Linked DNA regions of Homo sapiens: region 2 is linked to region 1. Evidence: read pairs that join two places in POLR2A ChIA-PET (ENCODE). Cell type or tissue: MCF 10A. All regions are shown on one strand.

The links. Peaks named below come from ENCODE experiments on the same cell type or tissue, not always from the same donor. Only the 100,000 strongest peaks of a DNase experiment are listed, where the experiment ranks them.
Region 2: POLR2A ChIA-PET joins it to region 1 with 5 read pairs; 1 of 35 experiments calls an interaction of 5 or more read pairs at or near these places.

Annotation. Positions count from the first base shown.
Region 1 is chr1:246,704,348-246,706,847 of GRCh38, forward strand. No RefSeq gene overlaps it. Among named protein-coding and RNA genes, the nearest start is that of SCCPDH, 19 kb to the right of the region's middle. In MCF 10A, no CTCF peak of the experiment used is centred here; a DNase peak (open chromatin) is centred at 1,184.
Region 2 is chr1:245,471,975-245,474,474 of GRCh38, forward strand. All of the region lies in intron 4 of KIF26B (kinesin family member 26B), which reads left to right. Among named protein-coding and RNA genes, the nearest start is that of KIF26B-AS1, 240 kb to the left of the region's middle. In MCF 10A, no CTCF peak of the experiment used is centred here; no DNase peak of the experiment used is centred here.

The DNA.
Region 1 (2,500 bases):
GGGGGTGGAGGTTGCAGTGAGCCAAGACTGCACCACTGCTCCAGCCTGGGCGACAAGAGCAAGACTGTTAAAAAAAAAAAAAAAAATCACCAATGTAGTATTCTTGCTGAATTTTTAAACCTGGATCCAATTCTGAGGATACAGTCAGACAAATCCAGATTGTGTGACATTCTACATGTCAACTGGCCTGAACTCTTCAAAAATGTCAGTCATAAAAGATTTTTTTAAAAGAGGTTACTCTTCCAGATTCCAGGAGGTTAAAGAGACATGACAACCAAATGTATAATCCTCGATTGAAGATTGAAGCCTGGATTTTAAAAAATATTATGAGACATTTTCAAGACAATTTGAAATGTGAATATATTCCAGCTATTAGTTCATATTATTGTAACAATGTTACATTTCTTCAGTGTGATAATGGTGCTATGATTATGTAGGAGAATGTCTTTGTTCTCAAGAAATAAGTGAATGCTAGAAAATTTTAGGGGCGAAGGTCAGTATATTTGCAACTTTTAAATGGTTCAGAAAAAAATATATGTATGGAGATAGAGAAAAACAGTGGCAAAATGTTAACAATTAGTGAATTAAGAAGAGCATATGGGTATTTATTGTATTATTATCATTTTTTAATCTTTCTGTGGACTTGGAGATTTTTTTTTTTTTTTTTTTTGAGATGGGGTCTTGCTCTGTCATCCAGGCTGGAGTACAGTGGCATGATCATAGCTTACTGCAGCCTTGAACTCCTGGGCTCAAGTGATCCTCCCCTCTCAGTCTCCTGAGTAGCTGGGACTACAGGTGTGCACCACCACTCCTGGCTAATTTTCCTATTTTTCTGTAGAGTCAGGATCTCATTATGTTGCCCAGGCTAGTCTCAAACTCCTGGGCTCAGGTGATCCTTCTGCCTCAGCCTCCCAAAGTGTTGAGATGGCAGGCGTGAATGTGCCTGACCTGACTCGAAGATTTTTTAAAAAATAAATCTCAAAGAGAAAAAGAATGTGGTGTAAAACCATCTTAATGGTAAACTTATTTTCCCTTTCTCTGTTTTTTTCTATAGTGAGGCCGTACTGAAAGAATGTGATGTAAAACCGTCTTAGTGGTAAACTTATTTTCCATCTCTCTGGTTCTTTCTATAGTGAGGCAGTACTGAAAGAATGTAGCAAGTGAGTTGAGCAATTTCAGACATTCAGACAACGCCCAAATATCTTGTGGGAAATCTTTTCTGCCCATAAACATAAGTCAGAATCTATTTTCTGGAAGGCTAAATAACCAATTACTTATTGCTATGATTCATAAGTAAAGAAAGACACTACTTTCCCTCCCCCATTATCAAAACATGATCTAGTAAAAAAGTTTGGAAACTCTATTTGTTCACCAAGATTTTGCTTCCCCAGACCTTTATGTTTGCAATGGCCATAGAAGTAGTTCAGGTTCACGTACTGATATATACAGACAGGCCCAAGCCATACTTCAATAAACGTACCATAGATGTGAAATACAGGATAGAGAGCAAGAGCTTTTGGCACGGTAATCTTAGATGTGGAAATTTACTCTAATACGATTATTAAGAAGGAAAAGTTATATAAGAATATGTATAGTGAGCCAGGCGCGGTGGCTCACGCCTCTAATCCCAGCACTTTGGGAGGCCGAGGCGGGCGGATCACAAGGTCAGGAGATTGAGACCATCCTGGCCAACATGGTGAAACCCCGTCTCTACTAAAATTCAAAAAATTAGCCAGGCATGGTGGCATGCACCTGTAATCCCAGCTACTTGGGAGGCTGAGGCAGGAGAATCGCTTGAACCTGGGAGGCAGAGATTACAGGAGGTTGCAGTGAGCCGAGATCACACCACTGCACTCCAGCCTGGAGACAAAGCAAGAGTCCGTCTTAAAAAAAAAAAAAAGTGACAAATTGGAAAAGGTCTAAATGTACATCTGTAGGGAAGTACTTAAATTATGTCTACCAGTACTATGTGGATTTTTTTCGTTAATTTGAATATAATGTGAAATCAGAAAAAAATGGCCATCAAATAATGTTAAGGATATTTATTAAGTGCACCAAAACATTATATTCTATACCTTAAACATATACAATTTAAAAACGTTAAGGACCCAGCCAGAGCAATTGGCAAGAGAAAGAAATAAAGGGTATCCAAATTGGAAATGAGGAATCAAATGGCCTATTTGCAGACAATATGATCTTTGCAGTTGATCCTTAAACAACGCAGGTTTGAACTTCACAGATCTACTTATACGTAAACTTTCTTCCATCTCCATCTCTGCTGCCCTTGAGACAGCAAGACCAACCCCACCTGTTCCTCCTCAGCCTACTCAGCCTGGTCCCAGGTACTTGGGAGGCTGAGGTGGGAGGATCACTTGAGCTTGGGGACGTGGAGGTTAAAGTGAGCTGAGTTTGCACCACCATTTACAATAGCTACAAAAATAAAAATACCTAGAAATAAATTTAACCAAGGAGGTGAAAGATATCTATCAGGAAAACTTTA
Region 2 (2,500 bases), 1.2 Mb before region 1:
AGAGATGGGGTTTCACCATGTTGGCCAGGCTGGTCTCAAGCTCCTGACCTCAGATGATCCGCCCACCTCGGCTTCTCAAAGTGCTGGGATTACAGGCGTGAGCCACTGCGCCCAGTCAGATCTTACATTCTGATAGAGGGATATAGACAATAAACAAGCCAGAAAATACCTGCCAGTCAAAAAGCTGTGATGGGAACCAGCCAGGCAAAGATCTAGAGGGAGAGCACCAGGCCTGTCTCCACTTATGTGAGACGTACAGAAACACACAGCGCCTTGCCCGTGGGAGGTTCTCACCACGTATTTATTGAGGAATAAATGAGTGAATGGATGTATTCATTGGCCTGCTTGTAAAACCTTCACCAGTGGACTCTTGGCTTTTAGAACTTTATTACAGGTTGAGTAATATCTGAAATATCCCTTATTCAGAACACTTGAAACCAGAGGTGTCTTGGATTTTGAATTTTGGGGGGTTTGGAAATATTTCTACTGTACTTATATTTATCAAGTGAGCACCCTAAAATGAAAATCTGAAGTCCTGAATGCTGCAGTGAGCATTCTCTTTGAGCATCATGCTGGTGCTTAAAAAGTTTTGGATTCTGGAGCATTTTGGGTTAGGGATCTTCAACCGGTATGCTAACAATAGTGATCTTATGTAGTATTTTCCCTCCAAAGAGATTTGAGAGAGAAATAAGTGGCTGCCGTGGTTGGCCGTCTTTCTCTGGCTCACTTCACCTTGTTGCCCTCGGATAACTCCAGTGAACTCCTTCTTACTTTTCAAGGCCATGGCTCTTCCAAGCAACCTCCCTGAGCCCCTTGGGCTGGGTCAGGAGGGTTCCCCAGGCCTGCATGGACCTACAATGTGCTACTGAAATGATCATTTATGTGTCTGTCTCTTTCTCTAAACAGTGGGCTCCCCCAGACTGGGCACAAAGTTATTTACCTAATGTAGCCAAGAGGTAGGTGTGCAAGAATTGTTTTCTGTTGAGATGAAAATCACCAAGCCTGGTCATTTGCTTTCTGTGTAGACAGCAGTGTGTTGTTCACTTAGGACTCTGCTCTCTGTCTCGTGCAACTTACCCTTTATTTAGGGAAAATGAACAATCTGTAAACAATAAGAGAACACTGGCAAATCAATACAGTCAAGACCTGTGGGAAAATGTAGAGGTGTCAAGAGTAAGAGAATAAGCTGAGGGAGCAGGTGTGGATCACCATGGTCTCCTTTGACTTGCTCAATAAAGACCCTCTGACCAAAGGTTAGCTGCAAACGCCTTTGTTTTGGAGGGCTAGTATGCAGTGGTTTCGTGATGTGTCTTTTATATGGTCTCATGGTTTTCAATTTCTTAATTGATGTTTCTGATTTACCTGAAAGCTTTAAATGTTCATGATCTTGGCTTGGTACACATTAGACATTAAGGTTTACAACCGATGCCTGTCATTGCCATTTGAATGTGTTGGTGACATTCCTGGTGTGGCAAGCTAGGCGAGTGTGCCCCCATCGACAAAAGAGGCTGAATTCTATATTCTGCACTATATGGACTGCCTTTCTCTTTCACTCACTTGCTTTTTAAATGACACAATTCATCCCATTCTTAATGGGGGTTGGGGGAGAAAGGAAGAAGGAAACGAAAGCAAGCAAAAGAACCACTCAGTGCCCGCAACTGTTATTATGATCTTGGTATATAGCTCTAAATACTTTCAAAAATATACTTGAAATACTTTCATAGGTTTTACAACAAATAGGATTATACAACCAATTTTATCACAGTGAATTTCCAAGTCAATAACTGCTTTTCAGACTATGTTCCAAGGAGGGGCCGGGGTTGCCCAGCTCAAGAGAACAGGAATCCCTGCAAAGGGCCAGGGGCCCGTCAGTGGCTCCTCCTCAGTGCAGCTCTGCTCTCTCGGTTTTTTTATTGATACATAATAGAGGTACATATTTTGGGGGTGCATGTGATAATTTAATACGTTCATATCATTGTAAAGATCCAATTGGTGTCATTGGGATACCCATTACCTTAAATATTTCCCCTTTCTTTATGCTAGAAACATTTGAGTTCTTCTGTTCTAGCTATTTTGAAATATACAATAGATTATTGTAAACTGTAGTCACCTACTGATCTGTCAAACAGTAGGTCCTTTTTTTTTTTTTTTTGAGATGGAGTCTCGCCCTGTCACCCAGTCTGGAGTGCAGTGGCATGATCTCAGCTCACTGCAACCTCTGCCTCCCGGGTTCAAGTCATTCTCCTGCCTCAGCCTCCCGAGTGGCTGGGACTACAGGTGCCCGCCACCACATCTGGCTAATTTTTTGTATTTTTAGTAGAGATGGGGTTTCACCACATTAGCCAAGATGGTCTTGATCTCCTGACCTCGTGATCCACCTGCCTCAGCCTCCCAAAGTGCTGGGATTACAGGCGTGAGCCACTGCTCCTGGCTTTTTTTTGTTGTTGTTTTTTTTTTTTTGGAGTCTCACTCTGTCGCCTGGGCTGGAGTGCAATGGTGC